Regions from separate parts of the Homo sapiens genome. Here region 2 is linked to region 1. The links are chromatin loops, found by intact Hi-C in ENCODE. Cell type or tissue: heart left ventricle. All regions are shown on one strand. Each heading gives the region's core, and the rest is flanking DNA. Links, peaks and the distances in the headings are about the cores only.

What was found. A loop is a pair of places that touch in the nucleus more often than their neighbours do. Peaks named below come from ENCODE experiments on the same cell type or tissue, not always from the same donor. Only the 100,000 strongest peaks of a DNase experiment are listed, where the experiment ranks them.
Region 2: it touches region 1 in a loop (8-fold over the local background); 3 of 110 quality-filtered maps call a loop at or near these places.

What each region holds. Positions count from the first base shown.
Region 1 is chr5:68,134,333-68,142,674 of GRCh38, reverse strand. No RefSeq gene overlaps it. Among named protein-coding and RNA genes, the nearest start is that of LINC02219, 51 kb to the left of the region's middle. In heart left ventricle, for the core only: no CTCF peak of the experiment used is centred there; no DNase peak of the experiment used is centred there; H3K27ac peaks cover 1,368 bases.
Region 2 is chr5:68,201,233-68,209,574 of GRCh38, reverse strand. No RefSeq gene overlaps it. Among named protein-coding and RNA genes, the nearest start is that of PIK3R1, 10 kb to the left of the region's middle. In heart left ventricle, for the core only: no CTCF peak of the experiment used is centred there; no DNase peak of the experiment used is centred there.

The sequences.
Region 1 (8,342 bases), core at 271-8,270:
TATGTTTTTTTTTTGGCCCTCAGCTTGAGTGTTATTGGTGTTTAGAAATAGTACTGATTTTTGCTCATTGACTTTGTATCCTAAAACTTTACTGAAGTCATTTATCAGTTCCAGAAGCCTTTTGACAGAGTTTTCAGAGTTTTCTAGATATAGAACCATAACCTCCACAAAGAGAGATAATTTGACTTCTTTTCCTTTCTTTCTCTTGTCTGATTGCTCTGGCTAGGACTTTTTTTTTTTTTGAGTCTGAATCTCACTGTCACCCAGGCTGGAGTGCAGTGGTACAATCTTGGCTCACTGCAACATCTGCCTCCCAGGTTCAAGCGATTCTCCCACCTCAGCCTCCCAAGTAGCTGAGATTATAGGTACCCACCAACATGCCCAGTTAATTTTTGTATTTTTAGTAGAGACAGAGTTTCACCATATTGTCCAGGCTGGTCTCAAACACCTGACCTCAGGTGATCCTCCTGCCTTGGCCTCCCAAAGTGCTGGGATTACAGGTGTAAGCCATGGTACCCAGCCCCTATTTTGCTTTTGATAAGATTAGCTAATGGGGCTGTCTCAGAAAAAAAAAAAAAAAAAAAAAAAAAAAAAAAAAAGACTAGCTAATGGGCTCTCTTTTATTGTTTTTCTTGTTCTTGGCTTTATTTATTGATTTTATAATACTTTTGGTTTTATAATTAATTGACTCATGCTTTTATTTTCACTTAGTCTTTCCTTGGGTTTCTTTGATAGTTCATTTTCTAAATTTTTGAATTATGTACTTACTTCTTTCTTATTTATTAATATTGTTAAAACAATTAATTGGGAGGCCATTAGGCTGAGATGGTGCCAGCGCCTGGGGTTCCTATGTAGACAAACCAAAACCCAATCCCATGTACATAGTAAAATGAAAGTTACACTAGTTACACTTAACCAGTCAGAAACTGCCAACCGACCTCTAAGTAGGGACTTTCCACTGGATCAGACCCAAATAAGACAAATACCGAGCTATAACCAATCAAGTAATTTGATTATTTTGCTTCTCAATTCAGCCTATAAAGGCCTGCAGCTCATGCAGGTTCAGTGGAGCTGTCTCAACCTCTTCCGGTTTTGAGTGTTCCTGATTCATGAATCATTTAATGCTAAAATAAACTCTGTTAAATTTGTTTTGTCTAAACTTTTCCTTTTAACTACATAAATATAAAATTTCCTCTCAGCATTGCTTTAATTATATTCCATAGATTCTGCTATGTTGTGTTTTATTATCTGCATTTTTCAGTTTCTGATTTGACTTATTCTTTGTTACAAGAATTTTTCAGTTTCTGGAATGTAGGGTATTATTTTTCTTGCTTTGTTTCATTTTCTAGTTTTTAACATTAAAATCTAGTTTATTTGTGATCAGGCAACTGAAAAAAGTGCTTAGCAGGAGAAACATCTTTAAATTTCTCTGAAGGCTAGATATCTCTGGAGTGAAAGTGTGTGTGTGTGTTTGCATGTGTGTATGTGTGTACATGTGTGCAGGGGCAGAGTATGGTGGGGGAAGAGATGCTGTAAGAATTTCTTGTTCAGAATCACTTCCTTGACCCCTTTTCCTCTTCCTTGAGGAGAACATGAAGAGAGAAAGGAGGTTAGAAAAGGGGTGAGACATGTAGAGTGGTTGTTGGTGCAACAACAGTGGATTTAAGGGTTGACCAGGTAAGGCTTTTGTAGTGACAGGAACTGAATCTCTGGAGACAGGCTTAGTACTGTTTAGCTAACCACTAGGCTTTCATGTTGCTGGTGGGGGAGTTGAAGGGGTTTTGGGCAAGGCCAGAGTTGAACTGCTCCACTAGAAAAGGTTGGTAGACATATGCAAGGGAAAAAAATAGAAGAATCAGCTAGAAGCAGGAGAAATCCGTCAGGAAAGAATCAAAATGTTTCATGATATTGTGATGAGTTCTACTCTGTGGAGGATGATTCTCTGGTTTTCTTCAGAGTCTTCAGTAAAAGATCAATTTTTTTTTCATTGTTGTGTGGTGAGGTTGGACCTTTTGGAAGGACTTATCATTATCAGCTGGGGATGATTTCAGATTGTCTTAGGGGTGAAAGCGGAGGCTGTCCATGGAAGCTACTTTGCCTGGGTGAGGCATTTAAGATCTTGATATAAAAAATGTGGACCTGTAGCCCAAGGCATGAGGGAAGAGCTCAGAGTGGAGGGCTGTGAGAACCTGAATCTGGCTGCGGTTTTCCCACTTTCTGTGGGCTACGGGGGAGACTGCTGACATTGTTTTAATATTGTTAAAACAATATTTTAACAGTATTGTTTGAATATTGTTGAAGATCTCAATTCTTCAGGAAAAAAATTTATGTGATAATAGCTTACCCTCCATCTCTTTATGAAATACTGCAAGAATTCAGAGCTCTGGATAGGGTCGATGCACCTGGGTTTACTGCTGACTCTGCTATTTAATTTTGACCTTGGTCAAGTTACCTAATCCTTCTAAGAATCAATGTCCTCCCATGTTAAATTAGAATAATAATGTTGCTTGCTTCACTGAGTTGTGGTGATGATTAAGTGAGATAATCCAAATAAACTTGTTTATCAGAGTGCCTGATAAGCAGCATATGCTCCCAACCACTGGTATCTTAAGCAAGCAAACTGCTAAATGAAGGAATAAATGACCAAGAATACAAGGAGACCTGGTCCAGGCTGAGTGAGCATGGCTTAGCCTTGTAGTCGTGGGCAGTTCATTGAATTGATCTTGTCTTCAACCTCCTGATTCAGTTCAACCCTTAATTACTCAGAAGGTGTTCTGACAGACATCACAAGTCACAACACGTCTAGTCCTCTGTTTCCCATTTGCAAAATGATAGGGTTAACTAGTTGGTTTTTAACATCCCTTTCATCTCTAACTTTCCATGATATCATTATAGTTATTACCCTCAACATCTGTGACCCTGGGCTCAGTCATAAATTCTGCTCCTAATTATCCATGCTTCAGGCCAGCAAACAAAAAACTAAACAAACAAAAAAAATACAAAAAAACCCCCACAAAACCCCAGTGCTTTTTCACTTCTGGATGTCAGGCAATATTCACATTAGCTCAAATAGTCAAACATAAACACACCTGTGATGGTTAATATTAAGTGTCAACTTGATTGGATTGCAGGATGCGAAGTATTGTTCCTGGGTGTGTCTGTGAGGGTGTTGCCAAAGGAGATTAACATTTGAGTTAGTGGACTGGGAAAGGCAGACTCACCCTCACTCTGGGTGGGCACAATCTAATCAGCTGCCAGCCAGGCCAGAATAAAAGCAGGCAGAAGAACATGGAAAGACTACACTGGCTGAGTCTTCTGGCCTCCATCTTTCTCCTGTGCTGGATCCCTCCTGCCCTCAAACATTGGACTCCAAGTTCTTCAGCTTTGGGACTCGAAACTTCGACCACAGACTGAAGGCTGCACTGTCGGCTTCCCTACTTTTGAGGTTTTGGGACTCAGACTGGCTTCCTTACTCCTTAGCTTGCAGATGGCCTATTGTGGCACCTTACTTGTGATTGTGTGAGTCAATACTCCTTAATAAACTCCCCTTTATATGTATGTCTATCCTATTAGTTCTGTCCCTCTAGAGAACCCTGACTAATATAACACCCATACACATTTCACTTTTCTGTATTTTTTCCAAGTTTCCTTTTAAAACTGATACCACTGATATCATCACTTTAAGAGCTTATAAACTGGATGGCCCCTAAGATCCATAGTCACTGAAAAAAGGATAATATACTTGCAAATAAATCAGGGTGGACTATAATGAAAATTGTTGTATGTCCTCTCTTGAATTAGGAGGTAAAGGTATGGTACAAACTTTGATGCCAGACAGACCTGAGCTTAAATGGTAGCTGATGACACTTACCAGCTGCATGAACTTGGACTACTTAATCTCTTCAAATTTTAGTTTTTCATCTGTATAATAGAGCTCATGAGATGATCCAAGCATATTGTTGAGAAAATTAAATAAAATAGTGATATAAAAGGGTTCAGCAGGCACAGCGCACATTTCTTTCTTCTGTCTTATATGGCAGCCATAGATTATAAGATGTGTGCATCCAGGGGCCAATGACCTTGGCACTCTGAGTTTTTGATCTGATACTACAACCAAATGGCAATCTTATGTTTGTTGCTAAATTAAAAAAAAAATCTTTAAATTGAAAAACAGAAAGTTACTTCCGTAAATTAGGTCTCCAGTGGTTATTCACTGCAGTGTTATTCAGCATTTTGAAATTCTTTGACCTGCCCTGAATTTCTAATTATCCCATGTCATGCTACCTGAGGAGGAAGTGCTTGTGAGCTCTCCTGGGAAGGCTATGTGTGTTGGGGAGAGGACAGGAGGGCAGTAAGACTCCGAGGACCTGTCCACATGCTGGCATGAAGGAGATGGTGGGAGAATATGATGGTAAAGAGGAAAAATGAGAAGGTGTGAATGAAGGAGGCCAAAATGCTGTTAAATAGGAAAGTAAACCTTATTTGCTTTTCATTTGTCATTTTGCTCTGTCCAATTGGTAGTAGATATTCTAACAAACAGTAGAATCTTTCAAATACTGACTAGAGAGAGGTTATTTTCAGGCTTGAGGGCGTGAAAAAGAGAAGCAAAACTAAATAACTGAAAACCAAACAACCAAGTGCTGATTAACCGAGAGCTGGCTCTAAAAAGAATGAAAACATCTGCTGGCTTTGTTGAAGGAAAATACCAATCCCTTTGGGTTTTTACTGCAACAAATCCTGTTCACAATTTTATGTTTGGGAGTGATCCAGGAAAAAAATGACCTCTCCCTTTCTGGTAATGAATTTCTCTTCCCTTTTGAACTTTAAATATGTTAATTTAATCCCCAGATGGTCACCAAAAAATATGTATTGACATACTATAGATCCTGATGTACAGCTTGAGGCCTTGCTTCTACCCTGCTACTCCAATTCTCCTGCTTCTAAACATAGTGCTCATGAAGAGGAAGGTTGCCTGGCCAGGCCCAGCCCAGTTCAAGACTGTCCCTCCAGTGTTTATAAGAATTTTGCCTTTTTGTCATAATGTCCCTTCACTGACTTGAAGCATTCCTGACACACCAACAATTTCACAGATTGGTTAGGAACAGAAAGTCAGTGGAATGGTATCAAAACCACATTACTGGGCTTGAAATCACCAACATTTGGAACACATTATCCTACAATATGGTAAATACCTCCCAACTGTGAATTTATTTATTTACTTATAAAATAATTCAAGTATCTCCTCTCATAAGAAAAAGATACACAGTAGATTAATCAATCTTTTTATTTTTTTTTTTGAGACAAGATCTCAGTGTTGCCCAGGCTGGAGTGCAGTGGCATGATCACAGTTCACTGCACTGTCTTCACTTCCCGGGTTCAAGGGATCCTTCCACCTCAGCCTCCTGAGCAGCTAGGACCACAGGCATGTGCCACAATACCCGGCTAATTTTTATATTTTTTTGTAGAGACAGGGTTTCACCATGTTGTCCAGGCTGGTCTCGAGCTCCTGAGCTCAAGTGATCCACCTGCCTTGGCCTCCCAAAGTGTTGGGATTACAGGCTTGAGCCACTACGCCAGGACCATGGTAGGTTAATCTTAAAACAAACAAAAAAAGCATTGTCTGAGCTTGACTCTGTGAGCAGTACTGAAGATGCTTAGAAGAGTCTGTGCTCCTGTTAATACTGATCGTCATTGCTTCCCAATGTCTAGTTAGTTAGAAGCAGAATCTGTGCAAGGTGGGGAGTCATCTTTCTAATCTTGGACTCATTGGCATTTATTAAGTTCTGAGCCCTGTACTGGAGGGGTGGGGGGAGTCTAGAAGCTATAGGAGATCTTATCTGTCTTCAGCAGCATCCACACCTGCTCTCTTTACCATCCGGAACCCTCCAAATATGCAAGTGGGCTAAAGCTGCACATGTAGAAATCATTATGTGAACGCTTGAGCATTAATATAAGTACTTATCAAAACAGCACGGCTGGGCCTGGTGGCTCATGCTTGTAATCCCAGCACTTTGGGAGGCTGAGGCTGGTGGATTGCTTGAACCCAGGAGTTCAAGACCAGCCTGGGCAACATAGGGAGATCATGTCTCTACAACAATACAAAAATGAGCTAGGTGTGGTGGCTCATGCTTTTTGTCCCAGCTACTCAGGAGGTTGAGGTGGGAGAATCACTTGAGCTTGAGAGGCAGATGTTGCAGTGAACTGAGATCGTGCCATTGCACTCCAGCCTGGATGATAGAGCAGGACTCTGTCTCAAAAAAATAAATAAATAAATAAAGTATATGAACATCTAAGGATGCATTAGAACCATTTGCAAACTTAATTCCATGAACGAAGTTTTACTGAACAATAGCTTTGTGTAGGCAGCTGTGCTCAGAACCATAATAGGATGCACAGATGATAAGTCATAGATCTCCCTTCAATGAATCCATAGCCCGGAAGAGCAGATTTTTAAATCCCCAAAATATTAAGAAATTAAGATCCCTCAACTACCTAATTCACATAGTTTTGGGCACTTCCTATATCCAGTGATGACTTTCATATTTTGTTGATCTCGCTGGCTCTCTTCCTATTTTATTTGTTTTCTTCCTTGCTCCACAAGTTTTGGAAATGGCTTATAACAAGAAGGCATGCCATAAAATAATGATACAATATTACAAGAAAAAAGAAAGCATTGTCATCATTATAGGTGTCTTCAAATCCTGCTGGTCCACTTTTTCAACAAACTAGCCTCAAGATTCTGGCATCTTCAACAGTTTATGTTCTCTCTGCCTCAGTTACCCATTCTCCTTGATAGATCCAACCTTGGTCTTACCAAGAGGAGCTCCACCTCCTCTAATATCTTAAGCTCTCCTTTATCAATTGTTAACCAACTTTCTATCCTTTCTGTTCTCTGCCTCTCATGACCCCAGTGTTTGTTATTCAACCTCATTCTATTTCAATACACCAGCCCTTTAAATGCTCCTTTCCCTTCCCATTGAATATCCTCACCTGTGGCTTGTTTCCTTCCTTATCCAAACTAAATATGGGCTGTGTCTCTTGAACCACTGTCTTTCTGCTGCACCTGTCTCTCCAATTTCCACAAGTGGATCATCCTGATTCTCTGCTGTCTCTTACTTTGGTATGTCACTCCACTACTTATTGCTGCCCCTGTACATTCAGGGTCTCCAAACCCAGACTGGTCCTCAGAGTGCTCTGTGTCCTTTAAAAAATTGCCTTTTTCAGATCCCCTCTCCTTCTCTACCGGGGCCAGACTTTCACTACTCTCTTCAAGCTACCCTCCCCATCTCCTCTGCACCTTATTTCATAGAAAAAATTAAAGCCGTCATGTATGATATCCCCGAAACCCAAGGATTCCTTCTTATGAAATATCTGCCTTCTCACTATCCCTACCTCCACACCTTCAGCTGCAGTAGAAAAGGTGTTCCTTCCCTGAATAAAGTTTATTCTTCTGGGTTGCTGAAGCAGTTTTCATGAGGAAAAGGGAGGTTTCCACGTGTCAGCTGGAATCCATGCTTCTGCATCCTCTCCCTTTAAGGTCATTGCTTGGGTAACTATTTCCTAATATCTACCCTTATAATTGGATCTCACTGTTAAATCTAGGCGCTCCTTCATGGGCTCATTATTTAAAAATCTGGGGGCAAGTGGTAAGATTTGTATGATGAGATACAAATGTGCTAATTTCTTGACTACCTTATTCCATATTCTATTTTGGATTCTGCATTGCTAACGTACCCAGGACTTACACTTTTTATTTAATTTCTTTTTTCGGTTTCCTGTTAGTTCTTATCAAACTAGGATTTAAGAGAACAAGGTTCACATTTACCCATACATGGAACAATCAGGGCCAATATCAACAATCTGTTGACAGGAGAACAGGAGAGAAGGTGCTCATAAAAGTTAATAAAAACGGAGCTTCAGATGATCCTCAACAAAGGAAAATGATCTGCAGAAACAGGAAGCTCTTCATTCCAAATCAATTTATTTTGACAATATTAGATTATATATACAAACTGGCCTGACTCAGGGTTTTTTCATATACTTGCTAAGTCTTCCGTAGAGGAATGGCCTTTGGGGAAAAAGCACCCTGAGTCAAGCTAGCCTAGGTAAAGCCCCACCCGGCTCAGTGCCAAGCCTGGCATTCAGCACTCTGAAGATGATTACCCAAGCCATCAGGTACACAGAATTTCTGTCATTCAAATGATGATCACTAAGCCAAACTTCTGAACCATCTCAGGGAGAAAGATGTAACTCTAAGTTTACTAAGCTGGCGCCACCAGCACTTTTGTGGTGGATACACGATTGCTCAGCAGGGGTCCTGCCTCCCTTCACCAAGATGCTTC
Region 2 (8,342 bases), core at 28-8,027, 67 kb before region 1:
AATGAGCCTCATGAGTTATAGTTTCAGATCAATTTTACTCAATATCTGATCCCAAAATCACCTGCAAAAAAAAAACTCACCTGAAAAAAATTAAAATACAATTATCCCAGTTGAGTTGATAAAATATGAAATGTAGAAGATTTCTGTGCTATTTGCTTGAAAGCAAGAGCGAATTTTTATTTTTGTATAAAATACAGCAGCTATCAGACTTCCTGGTACATCATGGGCACTCAGTAAGGGAGAAAGGTCTGAAGGGTGAAAGGAAACTTGACACCAGTTTCTTACATTTGTGGCAGTTGAAACAATAGAATGCAAATGCTGTCTAGATCATCCTTCTGAGGGTCTGGTAAGTCAGAGCCAGATCTGGAAACAGATCAACAGGACCACCCATTAAGCCAATCTGCAAGTGGTGCCAAAACATCTGTGAGCATGAAACAACTGGAAAGCCATATGCGAGGCAAAATAAATCTTGACCCTTATAGCCTACCATATAAAAAATTAACTTAAAATGGATCATAGACCTAAATTTAAGAGCTAACACAATACTTCAAAAAATTAAAAAAAAAAAAAGGTTTGGAAAAGATTTCTTAAATATCAGGACCAAAAAAGCTTGAGCTTAAGAAAAAAACAAAATCAGTGAATTGGCCTTTCATTAAAATTGAGAATTTTGATCTTCAAAAGACACTGTCATGACAATGAAAAGCCCTATCTTGGGAGAAAATGTTTTCTTTTTTTGAAACAGAGTCTCACTCTGTCACCCAGGCTGGAATGCAGTGGCACAATCTTGGCTCACTGCAACCTCTGCCTCCCAGGTTCAAGCAGTCTTCCTGCCTCAGCCTCCCAAGTAACTGGGACTACAGGCACGTGCTACCATGCCTGGCTAATTTTTTTATTTTTAGTAGAGACAAGGTTTCACCATGTTGGCCAGGCTGGTCTCAAACTCTTGACTTCATGATCTGTCTACTTCAGCCTCCCAAAGTGCTGGGATTACAGGCATGAGCTACCACGCCCGGTGGGAGAAAATATTTTCAAAATACATATGCAACAAAGAACTTGTATTTAAAATACATTAGGAACTCTTACAACTTAATTTAAAAAAAAAAACTGCAGTTTTTTTTAAATGGGCAAAAGACTTGCACAACACTTTATGAAAGAAGGTATATAGGGCTGGGTATGGTGGTTCATGCCTGTAATCCCAGCACTTTGGGAACACAAGGTGGGCAGACTGCTTGAGCCTGGGAGTTTAGGACCAACCTGGCCAACACGGCAAAACCCTGTCTCTACACAAAATACAATAATTAGCTGAGAGTGGTGGCATGTGGCTGTGGTCCCCACTACTTAGGAGCCTGAGGTGAGAGCATTGCTTGAGGGAGGCAGAGGCTACAGTGAGCTGAGATCTTGCCACTGCACTCCAGGGCCAGGGGAACAAAACAAAGCAAATAATCAAACAAAAACAGTGTCTCAAGCCTATAATCCTAGAGCTTTGGGAGGCAGAGTCTGGAGGATTGCTTGAGGCCAGGAGTTCAACACCAGCCTAGGCAACATAGCAAGATCCTGTATCTCCAAAAAATAAAATAAATTTAAGAATTAGCTGCCGGGCATGGTGGCTCATGCCTGTAATCCCAGCACTTTGGGAGGCCGAGGAGGGCAGATCATGAGGTCAGGAGATTGAGACCATCCTGGCTAACATGGTGAAACCCCATCTCTAGTAAAAATACAAAAAATTAGCCAGGTGTGGTGACGGGCACCTGTAGTCCTAGCTACTCCAGAGGCTGAGGCAGGAGAATGGCATGAACCTGGGAGGCAGAGCTTGCAGTGAGCCGAGATCATGCCACTGCACTTCAGCCTGGGCGACAGGGCAAGACTCCAACTCAAAAAAAGAAAAAGAAAAAGAAAAGAAAGAAAGAATTAGCTGAGTATGGTGGTATGCACCTGTAGTCCTAGCTACTTGGGAGGCTGAGGCAGGAGGATTGCTTCAGCCCAGGAGTTCAAGACTGCAGTGAGCTAGGATTCAGCCACTACGCTCCAATGTAGCCCATAGACTGAGACCCTGTCTCTGAAAAAAGAAAAAAGATATATGGATGGCAACCAAGTTCATGTATAGAAGCTCAACATCTTTAGTCATTAGGGAAATGCAAATTAAAATCATAATGAGAGGGGACTCAAATAGATACTTGTAAGCCAATGTTCACAGCAGCAGTACTCAACAACACACAAAAGTTGGAAACAATCCAAGTATTTATTAACATGAATGGATAAACAAAGTGTGGTGTATCTATACAAAGGAATATTATCCAACCATAAAAAGGAAGAAAGTTGTTACACATGCTACAACATGGATACACTTTGAACATATTATGCTAAATGAAATAAACCAGTCATAAAAGGACAGATATTGTATGAGTCTTCTTATGTGAAATATCTAGAATAGATGAATTCATAGAGACTGAAAATAGAGATTATGGGATTTGGTGAGTGGGAATGGGAATTTATTGCTTAATGGGTACAGTTTCTGTTTGAGATGAGCAATTTTGGAATAGATAGTGGTGATGTTTAACAGCATTGTGAATGTAATTAATACCACTACATTGTACACTTAAAATGGTTAAAATGGCAAATTTTATCTTATATATTTTAACTCAATAAAAATTTAAAAAATAATTAAGGGCCAAATATATATAAAGGGAATGTATTATCCTGTTTTCACACTGCTATAAAGATAATACCAGAGACTGGGTAATTTACAAAGGAAAGAGGTTTAATTGACTCACAGTTCTACATGGCTAGGGAGGCCTCACCTCAGGAAACTTACAATCATGGTGGAAGGTGAAGGAGAAGCAAGGCACAACTTCAAAAGGCAGCGAGAGAGAGAGAGAGAGAACATAAATGAAGGGAAAGTGCCACACTTTTAAACCATCAGATCTAGTGAGAACTCTCTCACTATCATGAGAACAGCATGAGAAAAACTGCCTCCATGAACCCATCCCCTCCCATCAGGTCCCTTTCTCAACATTCGGGGATTACAATTTGAGATGAGATTTGGGTGGGGGATACAGAGCCAAACCATATTAGGGACATTATTTTGTATTCTCTAGGTACCCAATAAATACTTTCTGAATTAAAAAAGAAAACACAGTGAGATATGACCACATATCCATTAGAATGGCTAAAATTATAAAGGTTGATAATACCAAGTGTTGCCAAGGATATGGAACAGGTGCAACTCTGTAACTCTGGTGATGGTAATGTAAAATGATGTAATGAAGAAAACAGTTTGGCCATTTATTTAAAAGTTGAGCATACATCCACTGTAAGATCCAGTGATTCCACTTCTGTGTATTTGCCCAAGAAAAATAAAAACATGTGTCCATACAAAATTTTGTGGATATATATTCATGGGAGTTTTATTTTTAGTAGCCCCAAACTGTAAATAACCGAAATGTCCATTAACAGGTGAAAGAATAAACAAATTATGGTATTCCCATACAGTGGAATACTACTTGGCAAAAAAAAAAAACAAAAAAAACAAACAAAAAAAAAAAACAAACAAACAAAACACCAAACTTCTTTTTGTTTTTTTTTTTTCCAGAGCTAGCAGAGGTTTTATTTTGGACAAAAAAAAAAAAAAAAAAAAGCAATTGAATTGTTTTGTTGCTGGAGGCATGGGCAAGGGGGGTGCCCCAGAGAGTAAACTCCCCTATGTGGGCTTAGGGATAGGGCTGAGCCTCAGGTGGGTCTCCTGTTCCCTGTGCTCCCCTGCGCAGTGGCTTTTCTCATGGGCTCTGGGGCAGCTGCAGGAAGGATAGGCTGGGAGGGGCTGCTGTGGCTGTTCACTTGAGCAGGACGTCAGAGGACTTGGATACCAGCTTCCCATCATGGGTCTTGATCTTCTTCACAACCACAGCCCTGAAAACCCCAAACTATTGATACACACAACATGGATGAATATCAAAATTATGATGTTAATACAAAGAAACAAGATAAGAAAAACAGTATATGTACAACTTGGTTTTATTTTTTATAAAATTCTAGAAAATCCAAACTAATCTGTAACAGAAAGCAGTCCAGTGGGTTTCTGATGCCTCACTGGGATGAGGCAGGAGTGAAAAGATGGTTGAGTTATAAAGGGCACGCAGAGACTTTTGGGGGTGAAGGCTATAGTTTCCTGAGTATTTGCATATGTCAAAACTCATTAAATTGTACACTTCAAATATGTGTAGTTTATTATATATCAATTATATCTCAATGAAGTCATAAGAAAAATAGAAAACTATAAAGCTCTTCTTCCTCATGATGTTCTAATTTCATCAAGTCAGAAAATTATTAGGAAATACTGATTTTGTTAAGTACAATGAGAATTTTCTAATATCTGCCAGAAAGTTGTCATAAGAAATATTCAAATCTACAAGGTTTGTCTTGTGACTGATGCTCCCTTTCATATGATGCTCTTGTCCAGTGCACAGCCAGTACCTCCATGAATAGCAGCCTGAAATCGTGTTCACAGAACCCCCTTCCCAATACTAGGAAAACCTGGCAGCAGAATTATTCATTGATAAGTTGTTTTTAAAGAGCATAGATTCAGAGTAAATGATGGTGGAGAGTCTTGAGGGATATTTCATCTTGGCTTTGGAAAACCCTATTGAAGTGTCCCAGTCACCCAAGCGAGTCCATCTTCCTAGTGAGCAGAATGTTTCATCCCCCATCCCAGGAACCTTCTCCCCTGGACTGCCTGATAAACATGAACTCACTCTTATTCTCTGGCTTCCTTTTGTGTAGGTTCTACACAGCCACTCCATTAGATTACAACTGTGTTACAACACTTACAGTACACTTAGCGTTCAGCTTCTTCAGTTAACATAATACTCTAGTCCCACCTCTTAGAGACTAAAACTTAATCCCTATGTTCAGATTTGGGAGATACCAGATTTTCTCCACCATTTAAAGACTCTGTCAGACTGAGTCATCACGTGTTCATTGTTGTATTGATTTCTTTCTCAGAAGGTCACTTTTCCCAAAGTTTTGGACCTACCTTTCTCCAACAAAAGCAACTCTTTTAGATCCATAAGGAATGTGTTAGTTGAACTAAAGATGCAATTCTGAAACATTCTACTATGCTTATCTGAAAATGAGCTTGTGTTTGAAAAGTGACAAGGAGCGTAAACATGATGAAGAGCAAGCTAATAAATTATATTTCTTAGAGATTCAACTAATAGGAAATTTAGCCCATGGTTGGTTATATTCCACACCCAAGCCTTGAGCACTGGCACAAATTATCAGGGTGCTGTTACAACTGTCTGGGTAAAAGGATTTGCTTGAGTATGTTCATGTTGGCACTGCTGGCGTAAAAATTAAGGGCAAAGTCACACTGATAGATAATGAGCCCTTTATCAAGGAAACTGTGTTGGACAATCTCACTGCTCAGAAAGAATTTTTCAAAAGAAACCCCAGCCTTTGTTCCCTCCACTGGAGGGGACCCAGAGATGTCAGTGCTGCCGACAGAACCTGGCCCCTAGCATTCAAACAAGCTCATAGAATAAAGGAGACACATTCCCATCAGCCTCCCCAGTCTAGCTCCTATCGTATAGACTTTTCTCTGAATCCTGCTAAGCTATGTGCAAAGAAAACACTTTAGATCAGGCAAAGCTGTATTCTGACAATACTGATTTTTTCAAAAGGGTTAGAATTTTTCATTTAAACACTTAAACCCGTTGTTGGTACATGCATCACAATGTTAACAAGGATTTCCTTTCTGTTATAAATAGAAAGCAACAACTTTCTATTTGGAAGAATGACTTCGGAAAGAGTGACTATGGATAGTTTAGGATGTTTTAGAAGTTATTAGATTCTTTAAATACTAATGTGTTTGAAAAAGGTAGCTTATGTTTTCTATTTGAAGAAGGGAACCATGCTTACGATGGTTGTGGTATTCAATTTTAATGTTTCAAGAGGGCTTTTACGGGTTGGTGGCGGTGGCTCATGCCTGCAATCCCAGCACTTTGGGAGGCTGAGGTGGGCATGTTGCTTGAGCTCAGGAGTTCGAGACCAGTCTGGGAACATGGTAAAACCCCATCTCTACCAAAACTACAAAAAATTAGCTGGGCTTGGTGGCATGAGCCTGTGGTTCCAGCTACTTGGGAGGCTGAGGTGGGAGGATCGCTTGAGCATAGGAGGCAGAGGTTGCATTGAGCCAAGATTGCACCTCTTCACTCCAGCCTGGATGACAGAGTGAAACCCCATCTCAAAATAAATAAAAAAAAAAAAAGAAAGAAAGAAAGAGGGCTTTTACATGAATGGTTTTATTTGACGCACCAGCCCTGGGTGGTAAGCAGAGCATGTATCATGATTTTCATTCTATAGATGAAGAAAAAGACTTGGGAAAACTCCATGGTTTGGCATAGGTGGGAAGCAACAGAACCAAATCTACCCTTGGGTCTTCTGACTCTTCGAGCAGCACGTGCTGCCTCACTGTCTGATGATTCTTCCATCTGGGTTAATGTGCTCCTTATTCTAAATCCGTGTTGTGTTCCTTCCAGGTAACTTTCAGTCTAACTTCTGTAATTATTAACTGACCTATCATTACCACAAACCTAGGATAAATTTTGAAAGGGCCCAAAAAGGCTTTGGGCTAATTAACACAGAGTTTCAGACCTCTTGGATCACCTAATCTCTCTACTTCAGGAATATTGAACTATAGAATTGGCAAGTGCTACATATATCTAATTTAACTGTTTTTCAGATAAGAAAACCAAGACCCTTATCTCTATAATACAAAGTTAGTTAATGCTTCAAGTCACACAGCTAGTTAGTGACAGAACCATGAGAAGAACCTAAGTCTAAATCCAGGTCCATGGTATACACCTGTAGTCCCAGCTACTTGGGAGGCTGAAGCAGGAGGATGGCTTGAGGCTAGGAGTTCAAGGCCGCAGTGAGCTATGATTGTACCACTGCACTCTAGCCTGACAGAGTGAGACCCTGTCTCTGAAAAAAATATATATAGTAAAATAAAAAATAAATCCAGGGCCTGGCATGGTGGCTCATGCCTGTAATCGCAACACTTTGGGAGGCCGAGGCGGGCAATCACAAGGTCAGGAGTTCGAGACCAGCCTGACCAATATGGTGAAAACCCATCTCTACTAAAAATACAAAAAAATTAGCCAGGCGTGGTGATGCATGCCTGTAATCCCAGCTACTCAGGAGGCTAAGGCAGGAGAACTGCTTGAACCTGGGAGGCAGAGGTTGCACTGAGCCGAGATTGCGTCACTGCACTCCAGCCTGGGTGACAGAGCGAGACTCCATCTCGAAAAAATCAATCAATCAATCAATCCAGGCCTCATTGTTCTAGCTCATGGCCTCACTGTTATCATTCCAGTTTAGCTAATGCCTGGGAAATACCTGCCAAATATGGCAGGCACCATTGACTTATTGAAGAAAAGATTTATGACTTGTATACATGATTACAGGACTGTCAACAATACCCTTGTAAAAGATTAATAATCTTGTACAAAATTTGGGCACCATGCCACATGAAAAACAGGAGGAACCAGGCAGGTTGATGTTGCAATCCAAGGCAAAACTCACTTAAACCTGAAATGCTATAAAATACTCTATCACATAATTTTACCATACGACTGTGGCAGAGGAGTTGGCAATTACTGCTCTTTTTTCAGTCACTGAATTTGGAGGGAAAAGAGAATACACATCTGTTCCTAAGCCCTTTACCTGTCCGGGAGTGTTTGCACACACCATCATTTCCACCACCATCACCACCTCCATTCGCCAATCCATATTGGGTCCCATTAAAATGATATGTTAATATTTCCCTAATTCCCATACCAATTTCCATGTAATACTATAAACCTGGTATTACTACATACAAAATAGCCAAAACCAGCCAGACACAGTGGCTCACACTTGTAATCCTGGCACTTTGGGAGGCCGAGGTGGGTGGATCACCTGAGGTCAGGAGTTTGAGACCAGCCTGGCCAACATGGCGAAACCCTGTCTCCATTAAAAATAAAAAATTAGCCAGGCATGGTGGTGCGTGCCTATAATCCCAGCTACTCGGGAGGCTGAGGCAGGAGAATTGCTTGAACCTAGTAGGGGCGGAGGTTGCAGTGAGCCGAGATTGCGCCACTTCACTCCAGCCTGGGTGAAAGAGTGAAACTCCATCTCAAAAAATGATAATAACAGTAATAATAAATAAATAAATATCCAAAACCTAGCGTTCTCCCTAACACGAGGCTCAGTACTTTGGCAGAGGTGGCTTCGCCAAGTTTTTCTTTTTCGTACTTTCTTCAGAAACTTCTTGGCTTATCAACAAGTTACCTTGCAGAAGGCTGCAA